2 separate regions of the Homo sapiens genome follow, and region 1 is linked to region 2. A link is a loop called in an ENCODE intact Hi-C map of the cell type or tissue named here. Cell type or tissue: body of pancreas. All regions are shown on one strand. Links, peaks and the distances in the headings refer to the core of each region. The heading gives the core; the rest is flanking DNA. Region 1 overlaps LOC105375199 (a long non-coding RNA gene). Region 2 overlaps SNX10 (sorting nexin 10).

Region 1 (10,201 bases), core at 3,305-8,304, 290 kb after region 2:
TGTGGGAGTACCCATATAGGGGATTCTGTATATCTTGTTTTGGTTCAACCACAAGTTTGACAAATATTTTTGAAAGCTTGCCATGTGCTAGGCACTATTCTAGGCCCACGGATTTAGCTGTGAACAAAATAGACAAAAAAAAAAATTACCCTCAGATGCAGCCCACTTTCTGTATTGTTTTGTTTTAAACATCTATATTATTAAAAATGCTATTTCTTAGGAATCTCAATGTAGAGATAGAGTCTTAAATATCAATTGCACTTTAAAAAGTGTCATATGGTTGTTCTTCAAGAGCATTCTTTCTAGAGTTTAAAAACCAGGAAATACAGAACTTACCTGTGGGTTGAAGAGGGGAAAAGAAGGTGGAATGTTTGTCCTTGCAGGAGGTGATACAGTGAACAGGTTAAGAGCATGGCCTTGGAGTCAGACTGTCCAGGTTCGAAGACCCATGGCTGCACTTACCAGCTGTGCCACCTTGGGCAAGTCACTTAAGTTCTCTAGACCTCAGTTTCCTCATCTGTAAAATGGGGATGGCAGTACTGGCAAACTTAACACACAGAGTTCTTGAGAGGATCAAATGAGGATACATGTAAAGTCCTTAGAATGGTGAGAACAGCTAACATGTATTATTTTCACTTTGCAAGGATTAATTGAGATAGCAAATTTCATGGTGGTCCCTCAGGCCAATTCTTGAAGCTTTAAACCGAATAGTTCCATTAATGTGGATAATCGATCATTTTCCTTAGACTCCCCACCTTTGGATTCCTTTCTTCTCATTGTTAAAAATTGTCCCTGTCTTTCTCTTCCTCGTCACTCTCATATCCTTGTGCTGAATAATGAATAATGTCCCTTCTTCTGAAGTATTTGCACCAATGAATATGCTTTTTTATTTGGGCTTCCACCAATGAGGTTTTATTGTAGTTTAATTCAGTCCAAAGAGCTTTTCTTAAGTATCTACCATGGGCAACTGGATCACTGAGACATTCACTGAGGTGACCGGAAGAGGACTCCAACTTAGTCATAATTTACACAGAGCCAAACTGTCTCTAGCCATCTTTATCATTTATATTTACTGATTGTTTCTTTTACTTCATTCGTGATCCACCTAGCACCAGTTTTTAGATCATTTATTCAACAATCAAGCACTTTCTGTGTGTTCAGGCACTTTGCTGGTTTCTTGGGGTACAGAGGTAAACAAACAGGCATGATCCCTGCCTTTCCAAGCATCTGAGGGGTTGGATAGTACATTTGGTTGCATGAAAGAACATTCTTTTTCTTAAGCAGTGAATTTCCCCTGCCCCACCCCCATAGGCTATGGGAAGGTCCACTGGGCGTATGGAGAGATATTTCAACACTGGGAAGGCTAGAAAGACAGCGCAATGTGAAAGTGAACTTTGCAAGCATCATCTCCACAGTGTCTCGGGATCCTCAGAGCTGCTTCTTTCTTGGGAGAAGTGGGATGGGCTTTTGCACCCTGGCCATGGACAGTGCTGATGGGTTAGAGAATGGTATCCCTCCGTGTGCTGGAATCCAATCAGATACATTAATCTCCTTGGGGGACAAATCAAATTAATCCTCTCTCCAGATGGCAGCAAAGTGACAAGAGTGCAGAGATTAAAAGAGATTGTGAGGTTATACGGTGACAGCACCATCAATCGGGTTAGGAAACCCAGCACTCTATTTTCACCAAAGGTAAATGGCACCATCTCATTTTTTGCAAGTCTGATAGGTTTGGGGTCCTGGAGAAAAGCCCATTCCTATTCACTTCCCTCAATTTGACCCTTTCAATTTCAGAATTTCTATTTCTAAGGAACTATTTTTATTTATCTGTTAAATACTATTTCTTTGTGTTTTCTTTCTCCCTTCCCTCCTTCCTCCCTTCCTCCCTCCCTCCCTCCCTCTCTCCCTCTCTCTCTTTCTCTCTTTCTTTCTTTCTTTTTTTTTTCCACAGTGTTGCTCTGTTGCCCAGGCTGGAGTGCAGTGGGCGATCTCAGCTCACCGTAACCTTTGCCTCCTGGGTTCAAGTGATCCTTGTGCCTCAGTCTCCCAAGTAGCTAGGATTACAGGCATGCACCACCACTCCTGGCTAATTTTTGTAATTTAGTAGAGATGGGGGTTTCACCATGTTGGCCAGGCTGGTCTTGAACTTCTGAACTCAAGTGATCCACGTGCCTCAGCCTCCCAAATTGCTAGGATGACAAGCATGAACCACTGCACCTGGCCTGTTAAATGCTATATTGATCTCTTTGTGCCAAAACTCTTCCCTGATGTTATCATTTTTATTTTTATTGAATTTTCTAATACATTGTGGCCTCTGGGTTCCTGGGGAAGCAGATCCCGACTCAGAGATTGGCATTGCTGCTTAAAGTGTCCTGGGGGTCTTTTCTTCTCACTGGCGTCAACGCTGTGTGGGGAAGGGGAGGCTGGCGGCAGTGCAGTCACAGTGTGTTGTGACTCAGCCCTAGCTGACTCCATGGCTCGAAACCTGGAATGGCCCTTTTGAGTTGTCCCTTTTTGGGAAGAAACTGGGCTTTTATACCCCGAAGTCAACCAGCCATTGCTGCAGGCTGCCCCAGGATGCGGGCACGACCTTGGGCAAGATGGCTTTCCTCAGCCGAGCCGCTGGGAGCTGTCAGCTTACAACCCTCCCCGGGGAGACAGCACCTTGGGTCCTGATGGAGAAATCTGGGTGGCACAGCACAGCATTCATGACAAACATTTAGCAGAGACCCTTAGGATAAGCTGCACTTGAGAAACTCTTTCTTGATGCCATCAATGACTTTTTTTTTTTTTTCCTTGAGACAGAGTCTGGCTCTGTCACCCAGGCTGGAGTGCAGTAACTTGACCTCAGCTCACTGCAACCTCCGCCTCCCGGGTTCAAGAGATTCTCCTGCCTCAGCCTCCCAAGTAGTTGGCATTATAGGCGGGCACCATCACACTCTGCTAATTTTTATAGTTTTAGTAGAGACAGCATTTCACCATATTGGCCAGGCTGGTCTCGAACTCTTGACCTCAGGTGATCCACCCGCCTCGGCCTCGCAAAGTGCTGGGATGGATTACAGGCATGAGCCACCTGCCTGGCCCATCAATGACTTCTTAATGATCTCCTCCAAAGGCATACTTAGTTATCCTTTATCTCTTAGTAGTGTTTGACAGTGGCTTTTCCATCTTTCTCAATATTTTTGCTAAAATAACATGTCTCTTCCTGATTTTCTGATGCTTTCCTCTCTTTGGCCTCTTTTCCTTTTTCTTTTTTTTTTTTTTTGAGATAGAATCTCACTCTGTTGCCCAGGCTGGAGTGCAGTGGCGTGATCTCGGCTCACCGCAATGTCCGCTTCCCAGGTTCAAGCAATTCTCCTGCCTCTGCCTCCCTAGTAGCTGGGATTACAGGCACCTGCCACTGTACCCGGCTAATTTTTGTATTTTTTTTTTTTTTTTTTTTTTTTTTTTTAGTAGAGATGGAGTTTCACCATGTTGGCCACACTGATCTTGAACTCTTCACCTTAGGTGACCCGCCTGCCTAGGCCTCCCAAAGTGCTGGGATTACAGGCATGAGCCACCATGCCCGGCCTCTTCAGCCTCTTTTCTAATCCATAACTATGGTCATGTCTCCTAAATTTCATTCTTAGAGCTCTTTTTTTTCAGCCACTTCTGTCTTAGTTATCTGTCATCTCCATGGCTTCAAAGATAGCCCCCAAAGGAAGAGGTTCCAATCCATAAGGATACCCTTGATCTCTCTTCTGAGCCCTAGTCTGACATTTCTAATCACTTGTCCACTTCAAACTCAGTATGCCTGAAATCCAACCTGCCCTGCCTCTCAAACCAATTTCCCATCCTGAATTCTCTTTTTCTCTCCTTTCTACTGTTTTCCTAATCATTACGCTTGAGATCTCATGTTCATCTTGAACCCCTTTGTATGCTTCATTTACCATCTTGTTGTCATCAAACCTTCTAAGTTAACCTTCCAGAAATACTGCCCCTTTTATTTTGTTTCCACAACTGATATGTAAGTCACTATCACACCACATCTGACCTACTGCAGTAATAATGATTTCGGAGACATTTCTTCCTTTTGAGTAGTTTTGGTAAATTACCTAACACTGATGTAAACACCTTCTACACAACATTGACACACATTTATTCCTCATACCAACCCTATAAGGAAGGTCCTATTATTAGATCCATTCTACAGGTCATAAAACTGAGGCACAGAGAAAACCAAGGCACATGCCAGAGGTCACACAGCTAGTAAATGACACCAGAATTCTGAACCCCAGCAGCCTGGCTCTAGCGCTTGTGCTCTTAACCATGAAGCTAAACTGCCTCAAGCTGGTGCTTGGCTGCTGGTGACACCACCTTTTTCATCTTCATTATTATTGCTCTTGTGTACAAGCCAGAACAATCCTTCACTGTCTCTCGTAAGTTTAATTTGAAGTGTGCCTATCTTATTTTCCCAAGTTGATTGAAAGCTCTCTGAGGGCAGAGACCAAGATATTTTATTCTTCTCTGAACCTTGTTGTAAACAGCAGGAATTTCAGTTTGGTGAAATTCATTGATTGAATTGTTTGAAATATGATGGCAGTAGCCTCCAAAATGGGCCTCTCAGATTTCACACTCGCAGTTAGTTCTTGTTGCACACAGAATGGTCTATTTAGAATGGAAAGCAAATTTAGTTAATTCTCTGTTCAAGCCTCTCCGTGGATTACTGTAAAATCCAAAATTCTTACCATGTAAGGCTCCGCATCATTGGGCTCAGCTCATTTTTAAGTTTCGGTTCATCGCTCAGCTACCGGGGCCTTCTGCACTGCTAACTGCTCCGTGCACTCCCTGACCCCCGCCCAGCTCTCACACTCGCTCCGCCCCTTTCCTGGAAGCCCCTCCTACCAATTTCTCCCTCTTCTTCATTTTATTTATTCAGTTCTTCTGTCTAAAAATACATCATCCTCCCATCACTCTTTACTTCCTCTCCCTGCTGTGCTGTGATTCATAGTTTATCTGTTAGTATCAATTTCTATGTGACATTATAGTTTATGGTTATTTGGTTTTCTTTTCCTTTTTTTTTTTGAGATGAAGTCTTGCTGTGTCGCCCAGGGTGCAATGGCGTGATCTTGGCTTACTGCAACCTCTGCCTCCTGGGGTTCAAGTGACTCTCCTGCCTCAGCCTCCCGTGTAGCTGGGACTAAAGGTGTGCACCATCACGCCCGGCTAATTTTTTGTATTTTTAGTAGAGATGGGGTTTTGCAATGCTAGCCAGTCTGGTCTCGAGCTCCTGACCCCAGGTGATCCGTCCGCCTCGGCCTCCCAAAGTGTTGGGATTACAGGTGTGAGCCACCGCGTCCGGCCATTTGAATTCTTTTTTTGCAGTGTAAACTCCAGTAAGGCAAAGACCTGTATGTTTTGTTGAACAGATTATCCCCAGAGCCTAGAACAGTGCCTGGCACAGAGCAAGCCTCAACGAATATTTGCTGCATGAATGAATGACCTGGGGGGAAAATGAGGAGTTTGAAATGATGGCCATCGGGTCCATTCAGGTCTCTTCCTCCTTCAGCCAGCAGGGGGCTCTAGGCTCTAGAATTCAGAGGCGTAGACAGGCACCTTCACAGTGGTTTACCTGAAATCCCGCCTCCTAAAGCCAGAAAAATCCGCCTCCTTTTTCCCCTCCAAGTAGGATTGTGCCAACCCAGGCAAATATTGAACCTTGTGTTAACAAAGTTTTTTTTTATAGGTGGTCCTTCAAGGATTTCTTGGTTTTGGGTTTTGAAATGTGTAAGGTTTGCTGCTAGCAACTCCACATTTTTTTATTCACTCACAAAGACACATGGTCATAAATAAAATGCATGGAACCAGCGAGACAATAGCACAGCAGTAATGTCATTTTATGTAAGTACTTAAACACCGCAAATTAAACGGCTGACTGAATGAAGCCCATCAATTATATTTTGTGTTTACATCCTTTTGAAAGGAATACATCTCTCTCTGTTTTTGTTTGTTTTATGTTTGTTTTGTTCTGACACCTTCTCAATTACCTGGCACTATAATATTTCTTGTTGCGGACAGATGTCAGAAATACATTGGTAAATATAACATCTTCTTTTGGAAAATAAAACTCCCACTCCCTACTTAAAATAGGTGGTTTTAAAATTTGTATCAACTTAGAAATTGAAAAATCCCTGCTGGAAGAAATCGCTAGTGCATTTGAATGGACTTATTGTCTCTGGTTCATTTCCTTTAGAGTAGATTCTGGCAGGAGTGCCAGACTTATTGCCAAGACAAAAAGAACTATATATTACAGCTCCTGTCCTGCCAACACTAAGTAAAGCTAGTTTGGCAACACTTAACCATTGTTGAGAAGGCCCAAGTATAGTCATAAAAACATTAATATGGCTTATATTCTGTTACTTATGTCTGTTTCTGCACAAATGGTCCTCAAATTTGTACACAGAAAATTTGCCTCCCTCATCAGGCAGCAGTTTCCTGGAAAAACCACAGTAACCTTCTGTACATGAACCAGAGTAGATGGATTCCTGTAGAGGAAGGAGCAAAGAGGAGCCCATGGGAAAGGACGGCTCACCTCTGTGGAGAAGGCTGCCTATCAGTGTTTGTAACAAATAGACCCCTCACTGCATTAGTTTCCAAACAGGGAAATCTATTTCAGTCCAGACACTTTTATTTCTTTCTGGAAAAGAAATAATTGAAATTGCCAACTCTAGGCAGGAGAGAATGCATTGTATGGCTCATAGGGACTGAAGAAGCAGATTAGAAAAGGTGTGTGCTGAGTCTGGTGACCTAACTCAGCAGCTTTTGGCTAAAGGGGTTCCTTGGAATGCAGGGCTTCCTAATTGTGTTAAAATAAAATGATACGCTTAGTCAATAGTTAATGTTTGCCCAGTGTGGGCAGACTTCCTTACAAGGTAGTGTGTGTGGGTAACAATAACATCAACAGAATAGACAGAAGTCCTGCCCTCAGAGAGCTTATGAAACTGTGCATATATTAGGTTGATGCAAAAGTAATTGCGGTTTTTGCCTTTTTTTTAAAAAAAAAAGAATGGCAAAAACCGCAATTACTTTTGCATCAACCTAATAGAATATCACACACTTGAAAGAGGCTTAAGGTCATTATGAAGCATGATACTAATGACTGTGACCCCAGACTCAACTTCTTCAGGAAGGCGTAAATCTTGATCCTGTTTTTTGTTTTGTTTTGTTTTTTTTTTTTTTTTTGAAACAGAGTCTCACTCTGTCACCCAGGCTGGAGTTCAGTGGTAAAATCTCAGCTCAATGCAACCTCTGCCTCCCAGGTTGAAGCCACTCTTGTGCCTCAGCCTCTTGAGTAGCTGTGATTACAGGTGTGCACCACCACACCCAGCTAATTTTTGTATTTTTAGTAGAGATGGGGTTTCACCATTTTGGACAGGCTGGTTTCGAACTCCTGACCTCAGGTGATCTGCCCTCCAAGGCCTCTCAAAATGCTGGGATCACAGGCATGCGCCACCACATCTGGCCCTCTTGATCCTGTTTTTAAAAACTGAAATTGGGCTGAAGCTTGGGTATATCTGGTCTCTAGAAAGCATACCAGAATTCTGTGTATTCCGAAGTATTTAGGAACATGGCAGCCCTCCTGAGCACAAAGGCACTGCTCCCCAAGTGAGATCCGGAGGGGCGAGTGTACGTTTGGTCTCTGTATTTTAATAGGTATTAAACAGCCATTCACTCATTTTCCAAGGTGTTTACTGAGTACTTAGTATATACGAGCCAAAATGCGAGGGCCCTCGAGTTACTTCTGATTGAAAAGAGGATATGACGTGTACATAAACTGCTAAAATTGAATGGACACAGGGATGAGGGTCTCGAGGGAGGCATGTATAAATGGTGAGGAGTTTGGGGAGGGTGGATGACTCATAGATGAGAAGCCTGGGGAGGTTGTCAACGGCGGGTGCATCTTTTTTTTTTGAGGTGGAGTCTCGCTCTGTCACCCAGGCTGGAGTGCAGCGGTACGATCTCAGCTTACTGCAACCTCTGCCTCTCGGGTTCAAGCGATTCTCCTGCCTCAGCCTCCCAAGTAGCTGGGATTACAGGCTCCCGCCACCACGCCCAGCTAATTTTCATATTTTTAGTAGAGACAGGGTTTCACTGTGTTGGCCAGGCTGGTCTCGAACTCCTGACCTCGTGATCTGTCTGCCTTGGCCCCTCAAAGTGCTGGGATTACAAGTGTGAGCCACTGCTCCTGGCCAGCAGGTGCTTCTTATAGGACAAATAGGACTTGACCGCTTTGGAGATGGGCATGAGCCTGGGCCAAGTCCAAAGCTGTAACAGGCTGTGAAGCTTTGTTCCCTTGTCTTTGAGTATCAGATGCCCAGCTAGAACTCCATATTAATAAATTAAACACAGGAGATCGGTTGAACCTTCAGTCAAGCATCTTCCCACATTCCTAATCCTCTGCCTATCTAACTTCAGGAATATTTCTTCACATTATTTTAGTTGAAGGGCTCAAAACTTATTTCTTCTAGTAGGAACTGGTGAATAAATGGTGTCTATTTCCGAGATTCTTTTGTATCCTCCTTATAGACCATGACCACTCATGCTCACATGATCACCGGCCTTTCCCCAGATGCAGCATGGCCCTGTTGTGAACGGAATGATTGTGAACGGAATGATGGCCAAGGAGCTTTATGCTTCTGCACCGCCAGCTCACACGATGGTCCGTGTATTGCCCCGTGGAAAACCGGGGGTGGAAAGCTGTCTCCACGTTCTGCTGCCGAAGCAGCAAGCTGATTCACACATCTTGAAGGCACAGTGGAACATGGAAGGGTGCATATGAGACTTGATTTTGAGGATGAAACTTCCTGTCTGAATCGCTAAGTCTCCCAGCAGGGGTGTTAATGTCCCTGTGAGATGCAGGCTTCCCACAGACACACCCAGGTTGCGAGTGGGTTCAACATGGTCACAGGAGCTTCAAATGGTAAGATGGCAAGATCTGGTAGCATACTGAGACCACCAACCAGGAATGGAGGCTTGCTCCCAAGTAACTAAACATGGACTTGTCTCTGACACGGAAACAATGTGAAACACAGAAGGCTTTTGAGACTCAGAGGCACTCCAACAATGATACTTGAAAACCAGAACAGAGTTTGACACAGATGGATGCTTTCCAAATGTCATGTCATTTTTTCATATGTCAAGGGCGACCCAATGTTTGCTTCCTGTTCCCTAGGTGGGTTTTCCATGGGGACTGCTTCTAACCCCCAATCCCCACACACTCCACCTGGGCTGAAACTGCTGCCTCTTTTCCAATATATAGAAAGAAATGTGGCTCCACCCTGCATTTCCGTAAGACTCAGCTAGTTACAAATTTAGAACCTTGGAAACAATGATAAAACATTCTTCAAGAGAAAATAATCTCCAGGTTTTGTTTCATTATCTGTGAGACTATTCAGTGCTACATCTGCTGAAGGGCATAAAATCCATATTTTTGTTTTAAAAATGGGTCTACTTTGATGCAGCACCCAAATTTAATTACTCTTAAAGCTTTTTAGGATCCCAGATGAAAGATGCTACTGCAGTGTAAAGTTCTAATATTATTTATTTCCCTAGTCATCAACATTAGTTGGTTTCTCCTTTCTTGAAACCTATTTATCATTTGTATAAATATAGTATTTGGGGAGCTTCCTGCATTAGATCATCTCCTGTCGTTTCAGTGCCCTTGATGTTCATTACGCTTTCCTGGTGAGGCTTGCTGAGACATTAATGCAGTGACCTCTCCCATTTTAATATTGCTAGAAGGGCTTTAATGTTACTTATTGCTATTGAGATGAGATTTGACAATTATTTTTCTTGTTTTTGCCTCATGTAAAATACAATCTTCTTTCCTATAAGGGTGACCAGACTTTTCTCCCGATGTCAATACTGTCATTCACAAACATTTGTTCTTTCCTCCTATAACGCTAAACATTGACTAGGTTCTGGGGCTGCCAAGCAATTCTGGGGCTCTTAACCTTCTTCAAAAGCCAGCTCAGATTGTGTCTCCTCTGAGAAGTCACATCTGGCATGTCTTCCCCAGCCACCCACCTTGCCTAGTATAGTGGACAGTCTCTAAGGCACTCCCATGACCCTGTCTCCTGGCATTCACCCTTCATCTCCTCCCCTTAAGTGTAAGCAGCATGTGTGACTTGCTTCACATTAATAAAACATGGCAAAGGAGATA
Region 2 (10,201 bases), core at 2,400-7,399:
CACTCCAGCCTGGCGACAGAGCAAGTCTCCGTCTCAAAAAAAAAAAAAATTAAAACAATACTTTTTAACAGGTGCTCTTTACTAAATAGGTTTAGTTTAAAAATTTGAAAATGTACAGCAAAAAACTATCATGTTTCACATAAGTTTTTAAGTATAACTTATTTACTCAGTGATCATAAACTTGCTAACTGAGTTTGATTTTAAATATTAGAGCTTTTTGATAAGATTGGGAGTTCAATGCTGGAATTCAGGCATTTCTTATTGCTTGTTGGGGCACATCTGAGAGGCAGGCTATGAACGCTTGAGAGCAGAAGAAAAAGAGAGATCGGGGGCTTTCTGGACAAAGCACCTCCATTGAATCATGCAGATAATTAAATGAGACTCTTCATCATAGAGGATTTTTTTTAATCAAAAAAATACACCACACTCTGAAAATAACTTTTGCCCCTATCAAGTTTCACCTTCTAGGGCAACACTTTGTCCTTGCACTGGAGACTTCTGTCCCACTACTTGTCTTTAGTAGACAGGGATTATGAATTACTGTTCCAAAAAGTCTTCTTTTAAAATATTTTCATTGTGTATTTTTAAAATCATTTAGGGGATAGAATAAGAACAAGATAGGCAGGGCTCACACCTGTAATCCCAGCACTTTGGGAGGCTGAGGCGGGTGGATCACCAGAGGTCGGGTGTTCGAGACCAGCCTGGCCAACATAGTGAAACCCCATCTCTACTAAAAATACAAAAATTAGCTGGGCATGGTGTTGGGCGCCTGTAATCTCAGCTACTCAGGAGGCTGAGGCAGGAAAATTGCTGGAACCCAGGAGGCGGAGGTTGCAGCAAGATCACGCCACTAAATGCACTCCAGCCCGGGCCAACAACAGCAAGACTTGGTCAAAAAAAAAAAAAAAAAAACACAAGATAACACTATAGTGATGCTCTTTGGCCATTATTTCTTTTCTTTTTTCTGTTTTTTGAGATAGGGTCTCACTCTGTCACCCAGACTGGAGTGCAGTGGTACGATCTCAGCTCACTGCAGCCTCAAACTCCAGGGCTAAAATGATCCTCCTACCTTAGCCAACCCCGCCCCCAGTAGCTGGACTACAGGCGGGTGCCACCATGCCCAGCTAATTTTTTAATTTTTTTAGAGATGGGGTCTTGCTATGTTGCCCAGGCTGATTCTGAACTCCTAGGCTCAAGCAACACCCCTGCCTCAGCCTCCCAAAGTGCTGGGATTATAGGCATGAGCCACTGTGCCCCAGCCAGTATTTCTTCTTCTCTATTTCTTTATTTTTTTCATGCGCATTAAGAGACAACCATCATTTCTTAAAAGCACATTCTAAATTATAAGAGGGATTTAAAAACCATTTTTAAACCAAATATCCATAATATCCCCTAATCACAGTGTGATAAAGCAGATTCTGCCCAGGGATGGAAACAGAAGCAAAAATCCAGGTACTCTGCTCTTGGCCTATGCTTTTCACCTCCATCTCTTGTCACCGTGTATGTGTGTGTGTCTCTTAAACTTTTAAATGCACACTCAAAATTCATTGCAGCACTAAGACTCCACATATTGTTTCAATCCTGAAAATCTTTAATTTGGTTGGAGTGCTAAATATCACTATTCTCTTGTGGATGGCAAACTTCTTCCCTCTCTGCATCCTGAAACGTTTCTGTGCCTGAGAGCCAACCCAGGCTGTTGTTCTTTGCACACTATTGCAATTCTAGGGTGACCTCATCCAAACACATTCAACCCCCTCCCATGAGCTGATGGACCCCACCCAAAGCTCCATCCCAGTGCAGGCACCTCTCCCATGGATCCAGCCTCTAGCCTGATCCACCTAGAAGTCCCTTGAGCACGCCATGTCCATACCCTTCCCACAGCATCCTGCTCCCCTTCTCAGTGAAGAGCATCTCCCACCAACCCCAGCTAGAAACCCAGTTCTCCTAGACCCCTCTGTTTGACTCATTCCCCAAATCCACACAGACCAAGTCCTTCATAGTCATTCTCCTTGGAACCACTGACAACTATTCCCTCTGCTACTGCCTTGGTTCAAGGACCTCTTGCCCAACATTAATGCAAGAACTGCTAATTTATTTCGGGGCCCATATCCAGTGCATTCCCCACATGAAGACAAGAATGGCTCCAAAACACGTATCTGATGATGTTGCTTTCCTTCTGAAAATCCTTCAAAGGTTGCCCCATAACCTTCAAGTTCAAACTCCTCAGCTAGCACAATACAGCCTTTCATGATTTTCACTCTGCTTATCTTCAAAGGCTAAGCATAGGTCCCCATAAGCAACATGCCACTTCACACTTCCATGCCTTTAACTAAGCTGTTCTCTGCCTGGATTGCTAGGCCACCCTACTGCCTTTTTTTTTTTTTTTTTTTAATCTTCTCTTTTCTTCTACTATTTTTTGCCAACTCCAATTCATTTTTCAAATGCAACTCGGTCACCACTTTTTCTGGGAACCCTTCTCAGATTCACCCAGTATGACTTATTTGACCCTCCTCTGGGCCCCTAATGTCTCTGGGATTGCCTTGGGCATAGTCCCTACTCACCACATCCTACTGTGCTGTATTGTAATTACCTGTAGGCCTCCTCTAGCAGACGCTAAGCTCCTGTAGGGCAGCTTAGGCTGTCTTGTAAGACTTGAATGCCTCATACATCCAATGCCTTCCATTAGTATCATTTAATGAATAAATAAATGCCTGTAGGAATAAACAAACTGCCTTCAGGAAAGGAAAATCAAACTTCACTTGAAATTAAAACCTCATCTACTTGGGTTCTTGGGCTCCATGAATTAATGATAAGTTATTTAGCAGCTGGTCTAAGTTTATCTTAATTTAACAAACCCCTTCCTCTAAGGATGTGCCAATTAACAGCATAAGGATCCAAGAGCAATGTTTAAGATCTGGGAGAACAAACTGTTTTCTAGCACCCTAAAGAACTCCAGAAGCACCTATTTACATAGAAATAATTGAAAATCCTTCTGATAGCTTCAGTAACTTAGTCCCCTAAGACTTGTACCAGGCAACAATTTGTTGGCCTAGTGGGAGTTAAAATATGTACTTGAAAGTAATAAAAGTACATTTATTTTAAAATATTCTATAATTCACATGGGTCTCCTCCTCCCCCACTCTGCAATTAGTAGGAATTAGTGAAGTTTCCCCATACTCTCAGCTACAAATAGCACACCCAGGAAGCCAAGGTTCACCTCTAATCTCTTAATTAGACGCATCCCTCACGACACTGCCCGCCATCCTTCAAAGGAATGTTGACAGGCTGTCAGCCACAGAGGACAGTTCCACAGCCCCTTACCTAGAATCATATGGATTTCCTAGGAAAATTGCTTCAGCAGCTGCAGTTAGTCAATTTAATAACCTTATTAAACACTTTAATGACTTCTTGGGCCTAATGACTATATGTAGTATGAGAAAGCCAGGCAGAGTGGAATTAAAAATTTAGACTAACTGTCCCTGCTGTTCTCCATGTGAAAACAGACTTCTAAAGAAAGACTCCTAGACTCTTTGAAGATCTAATTCCTGTGTTATCCTATAATAATCAGCCTTTGATTTCAATGTTCCCTGTTTTTCCCCCATCCCCACACCCCAGGTTTGACCATTATCCACTTCTACCCTATCATTTTTTTCCTTAGCCCTTAAGTGAGATGAAACTAATAATAAAAATAACTGTATTGTATTATACCAGGGCACTTGACATGTGGCAGGCATTATACCGTTTCACAAATGTTTTCTTCAATCTTTACAACAACCCTCAGAGCTCAGTATATTCTCATCCTACTTTACAGATTTTTTAAATGAGGCTTCTAAAGCTTAAGCAACTGGCCCAAAGTCAAATGACCAGCCTGAGCTAAGTTTCAAACTCAGATCTGCCTTGTTCCAAAGACTGTACTCTCAAACATGTTCTATCTCGTGATTCTTTTACTAATAATAAATATTAGGCAATTTCCAATTTCACTGTAATTGTATTGTTTTGGAGGGGGAAGTTTTTTCTGCTTTTATTAGCTAAAATGCCAGTTCAGACAACATGCTCTTCTCAAACTCTGTCCTTCTGGCTTCTTAAAGCTTTGTATTTCATTTTTGTATTTCTAGCACCAAGCATGGTACTAGCACATAGTAAGTGCATATTAAATGTTTCAGAATTAACCAACTGATTGACAAGATTTTTTAAAAAGCAGAGGTCCTCTATGCTGAAAATCTAAGATGCTATTGAAAGGAATCAAAGCAGAGACACACTATGTTCATAAATTGGAAGACGCAACATAGTAAAGAGAGAAATTCTCCCCAAATTGATCTGTAGGTTTAACACAATTCCTATAAAAAATCTCAGCAAGACTTTTTTTGAAGACATAGATGGGCTTATTCTAAAATTTATATGGAAAGGGAAATGTCTTAGAATAGCCAAAAAATTTTTGAAAAAGAATAAAGTGGGAGGAAGCCTTCTTCCCAATGTTAAGGCTACAGCAGCAAGACAATGGAGTCCTAGAGAGGGATAGACACAGAAGATCAGTGAAAGAGAACAGAAAACCCAGAGGGAGACCTACACAAATACGCCCACCTGATTTTTGACAAAGGTGCAAAAACAATTCAAAGGAGAAGGAAAAGCCTCTCAACAAATGATTATGGAACAACTGGACATCCACAGGCCAAGAGATGAACCTCAACCTAAAGCGTGCACCTTATACAAAAATCAACACCAACCAAACCACAGATGTAAATGTCAAACACAAAACATCAGAGAAAACTTTTAGAAAAACTTTTAGAAAAAAAAAAAATCAAAGAAAATCTTTCGGCCTAGGACTAGGAGAAGAGTTCTTCAACTTATCTCAAAAGGGCAATCCACATAAGGAAAAAGTGATCAATTAGGCTTCACCAAACTAAAAATCTTTGCTTTGCAAAAGATGCCGTGAATAAGGTTAAAAGGGCAAATTAAAGATTGAAGAAATATTTGCAAACTACACATCCCATAAAGGACTTGCATCTAGAATATATTTTAAAAAAAAACAAAACTATCAGACGGGTGAGGTGGCTCTCTCCTGTAATCCCAGCACTTTGGGAGGCCAAGGTGGGAGGATCACTTGAGCTCAGGAGTTCAAGACCAGCCTGGGAAACATGGTGAAACATTTAAAAACTAATTAAACAAACATTTAAACAAACATTTAAAAACTAATTAAAAATTAGCTGAGTGTACTGGCTCACACTTGTAGTCCCAGCTACTCAGGAAGCTGAGGTGGGAGGATTGCTTGAGCCTGGTGGGTGGGTGGGAGGTTGCAGTGAGCTGAGATCACACCACTGCACTCCAGCCTCAACAAGAGAGACCCTGTCTCAAAACACTCATTCACTTACTCTTATTTAAAAAATAGAATTCAATTAGAAAACAAGCAAAAGATATGAAGAGACATTTCACCCAAATAGGGCATACAGATGGCAAACAAGCACGTAGAAAGATGTTCGACATCGTTAACCACTAGGGAAATACAATTAACCCTACAATGATATATCATACATACCTATTACAGTTTCCAGGGGGATTATCACTATTTTTTATTTTAGCCATTGTGATAGGTGTGTTTTTTAAAATTTTCCATCATAGCTTAGTTTGAATCTTTGTAGCACAGTAAAGATGAGTAGGTGTTAACTGTAAAAATATTTACTTAGATTACAGAAAGATCACAAAAGACGAAAGCTAATAAAGCAGAATGTCTAGGTGTTAAGTGAATACTAATTTTTCATAGCTTTGATGAGAATTTTCTAACATAAAAATGTAAACTTGTCTCAGTTTGTTCTTTTTCTTGGGACATTTTTTTTCCTATTTCAAAGTAGTGTTTTACATGTTCATGTATTTACACTGGAGACTCATTCATTCACTTAAAATATATTGTGCAACAACAATGCGCTAGGTACTTTTCCATACAACTAATGATTATAGAATTTACCAGTGTGGGCTGGGCGTGGTGGCTCAAGCCTATAATCCCAGCACTTTGGGAGGCCAAGGCAGGCAGATTACCTGAGGTGAGGAGTTTGAGAACAGCCTGGCCAACATGGTGAAACCCCGTCTCTGCTAAAAATACAAAAATTAGCCAGGTGTGGTGGCACACACTTGTAATCCCAGCTACTCGGGAGGCTGAGGCAGGAGAATTGCGTGAGTCTGGGAGGCGGAGGTTGCAGTGAGCAACTGAGATCGTGCCACTGCACTCCAGCCTGGCCGACAGACCAAGACTCTGTCTCCCCACCAAAAAAAAAAAAAAAAAAAAAAAGCATTTACCAGTGTGTTAATCACCAGAGTGCTATTCAGGACCCCCATATAACAATTTCACAACTAAAATCTAGCACATTTCATATACTATATTCTTTACAAATAACAAAATAGAAGGGCAAAAGGAATATATCAAGCAACCTTTCTTTATTTCCTAATAACAGCTGTAACAAATAACTTAAGAGACATATGACAAGGGATATTACTTGCCACTCTACAGCATGGAGTATGTTTAAATACCATCCTCTGGTGGTACTGAATGATGATTTTTTGAGAAGCTTTTATTACTTCAGGATAAACAACTGTGAATGAGATTTAGCTAGACCTGCCTTTTACATGACTTATAATAGCTCACAATGTTGCAAGTTTCTTTACACAAGTAGTATCCCAAATCAGCGAGTTACCTTTTCATATCTTGTAACACATCAGGAAAAGTGCAGAAAAAAAAAACCTCCTCTTCTGCAGTAAGAAATAATTGGCATCCACAAGGATGCAATCAGCAAAATCTAGAATGTGAAAACCTCCATAAGGCAAAAGATGCAATTTCTTCCACAAATAAATTGCAAAAGGGGGAAAAGAGAGAATTAAAGACTTTAAACAATGTATCAACCAAATGCAATGTGTGGTCCTTATCTGAATCCTAATTAAATAGAGAATTAGAACAACCAAGTATATAATTTTTTTCAAAATAATCAAGGTAATTTGCACATTGAATATTTGATGATATGAAGGAATTGTTTAATTATTTAACATGTGATTATGTGGTTCATTTTTTAAAAAGGTCATTTGTTAGAAATGCATACTGAAATATTTACAGATGAAATTATATAATATCTAGAATTTGTTTCCAAATAATTGACTGTGGTAGCAGGAGGAAATAGGTGGGGTGGGGATATAGCTCGGCTATGAGTTAATAATGAGTTAGTAAATTGTTGAAGCTGGTTGGTAGGTACACATATGGGGGTTCATTTTATTATCATCTCTACCTTGCGTATTTTTTTGTTTTGGGGGTTGAAGAGGCAAGGTCTTACTCCATTGCATAGGGTGGAATGTTGTGGCTATTGATGATCGCTCAATGCAGCCTTGAACTCCTGGGCTCAAGTGATCTCGCCTTGGCCAAGTAGCTGGAATTACATGCATGCACCAACACACCCAGCTTTATGCAATTTTTTAACACAAACAGGAGCATAACCTACATTTATAAATACTATTTTGTTTATTGGTTTATTCACTATACAATCTTTCAGAATCTTTTTATGTGAGCATATATATGTCAATGATATTTGTTTTAAAATAAACTTTTTATTTTAAACAGTTTTAGATATAGAGAAATTATGAAGATAGTACAGAGTGGTCCTACATATCCCACACCCAGCTTCCCCTATTATTAACATTTTATATTAGCATGCTGCCTTTGTAACAATTCATTAATCAATATTGACATGTTATTATTAACTGAAGTCCATACTTCATTAAGATTGCTGGTCGGGCACAGTGGCTCACACCTGTAATCCCAGCACTTTGGGAGGCCGAGGCGGGCGGATCACGAGGTCAGGAGATCTAGACCATCCTGGCTAACATGGTGAAACCCCGCCTCTACTAAAAATACAAAAAATTGGCTGGGCGTGGTGGCAGGCACCTGTAGTCCCAGCTACTCAGGAGGCTGAGGCAGGAGAATGGTGTGAACCCGGGAGGTGGAGCTTGCAGTGAGTCGAGATCGCACCACTGCACTCCAGCCTGGGCGACAGAGAGAGACTCGGTCTCAAAAAAAAAAAAAAACAAAAAAAAAAAACCAGACTGCTTGATTGCTTTAGTTTTCACCTAATGTCATTAATCTGTTGTTCCAGGATCCCACTCGAGATACATTATATTTGGTCATTGTGTTTCCTTGGGCTCCTCTTGGCTATGACAGCTTCTCAGGCATTCCTTGTTTTTCATGACCTTGACAATTTGAGGAGCCCTCGCAGGTATTCTGCAGATTTGTCTGATGTTTGTCTCATGATTAGATTGGTGTTATAGGTTTTTGGAAGGAAGGCTACCTATTTCAGAGGGTAAAGTGCCATTTTTATCACTTCCAGGTGATATCACTTCCACATGCTAGCAACATAACATCACTGTGGGTGTTAACAGTGATCACCTGGCTGAGGAAGTGTTTGTCAGATTTCTCCACTGTAAAGTTATTCTTTGTTCATTTCTTAACAATTCAAAGATGAATTTATGTTTACTAATTCTTTCTTTTCCTAAGCCACTTCTAATTTAATCAGAGCTGGTGAAGTATTTCTTGAAATGTGTTAGAACACTGAGCTGGAAGAGTGAGATATTAAACTATAAATTCTGTATGATCTCAATTTTCTAAAAATGACATATACATATATATAGAAAAAGACTAGAAAGAAATAGCTCAAAGTTTTATTTTTTCCTGTATACTTTTCCAAAAATGTTCTGCAGTGAACAATTATTTTAAAATCTGGAAGAAGAGTTAAGAAAAAAAAAAGGAATGAAGATCTTTCTCTGGGACAAGCTCAGAAAAAAATATCAGAGTCCTCACAGTACCTGTAACACTAATGTAGCGCTCAGAATGGTAACAGCCTTCTCTGAAACCTGGTGTGTATGTGTGAAGACAATATTCCCAGCTGCCTTTCTTTGCTTACAGAAGACTGTAAATTGCCTCTTATGGAAACTTAACTATTTTTTCAAACAGGAACACTTAATAACTGAGTATAACAGAGACTGAGAAAAATGGAGGGAGGGAGGGTGGGAGGGGAAAAAGGGAGGAAGAAAGGAGGGAGAGAGGAACAACAAATTTAGGTTTTGGGGAGTGAGAAAATGTTCTGTCTTGTTGCTTCCCATCAAAGTACCCAGCATCACAGGATCCTAGCTAATATTATTTATTTGTTAAAGGTATTCATCAGTTCCAGACCAGTCAGTTTCCAGTCAGTTTCCGAATATCAAAAGCATGCTTTCCTAGAGGAAGTCCAAAATATTACCATGGGTCAGCATAAGCATATCTTAGACATATTAATATTAACCTTAGGGGCTGCTCATCCAAAATGGCAACACATCCCTCCCTGCCGGCTCTCCCCATAGTGCCCCATCTCCTCCCTCAGTGGTGGGGTCCTCATGGTTTGTGCAACTCTCTGGGGCCCACTTCGGCCTGTCCTACTCAGGATATTCCCTGCCAAAGAAGTGATGGATATATCATCGCTAAGGTGTCAATAACTGGAGTTGCCTAGAAGCTGCTGTTATACCTAGTATGAAGCATGTGCATTTGGGAAGGGGAAAATCAGTTATCCTAAAGGGATGAATCTCTAAAAGTAGAATGCAGCCATCATGATCCAGGAGAGCAGGGGAGATATGCACGCATGCACACATACATTCAAAAGGGGTTTCAGCCCACACTTCAGGTCACATCACACAGGGAGGAACAGTCTAGTTACACCAAGTGAGCCCTGTGCCAAGGAAAGAGCCCAGTGCCCTTATGGAGGAGGGAGCAGGCGCTTGGGCAAGAATGTCCGACTCCATGAAAGGGACTGTGTGCAGCTGGAGCAAATGCTCACTCATACACCCCACAAGATGAGTTCAGCAAGGCTGAGGCAAGCATCCTGAGTAGTGTAGAAAAATCAAACAGCTCACTCTGGACATTCGAATATAAAAAGAATAAAAATGCCTAGCTCCACAAAAGACACTGTCTGAAATGCGCTTCCTGTCACAGCCACCTGCCTTTCCATTTGGAGTCTGGGTTCTGTCTCATTAAACAGAAGAGTTGATTCAGTTGGGTCCATCTAATTATTCTTATTAAAATATGTAACCATAATATTTTAATTGTAAATTAAAGTTGCATGCATGAATGACTCTGAATTCATTTTAATTTCACAATGGCCCAATGCCAAGGCCTTTTTATGGAGAAGATCCATCAGCTCGG

What was found. Hi-C counts contacts between places; a loop is a spot of excess contacts. Peaks named below come from ENCODE experiments on the same cell type or tissue, not always from the same donor. Only the 100,000 strongest peaks of a DNase experiment are listed, where the experiment ranks them.
Region 1: a loop joins it to region 2, with 3 times the contacts of the local background. A loop is called at or near these places in 21 of 110 quality-filtered maps.

The regions. Positions count from the first base shown.
Region 1 is chr7:26,057,222-26,067,422 of GRCh38, reverse strand. LOC105375199 (a long non-coding RNA gene) reads left to right here. Exons shown (of 7, transcript XR_927114.3): 3 at 5,726-5,880; 4 at 8,609-8,959. Among named protein-coding and RNA genes, the nearest start is that of NFE2L3, 90 kb to the left of the region's middle. In body of pancreas, for the core only: a CTCF peak has its summit at 5,550 (motif pointing right); a DNase peak (open chromatin) is centred at 5,572; H3K27ac peaks cover 1,414 bases.
Region 2 is chr7:26,349,517-26,359,717 of GRCh38, reverse strand. All of the region lies in intron 2 of SNX10 (sorting nexin 10), which reads right to left. Among named protein-coding and RNA genes, the nearest start is that of LINC02981, 44 kb to the left of the region's middle. In body of pancreas, for the core only: no CTCF peak of the experiment used is centred there; no DNase peak of the experiment used is centred there.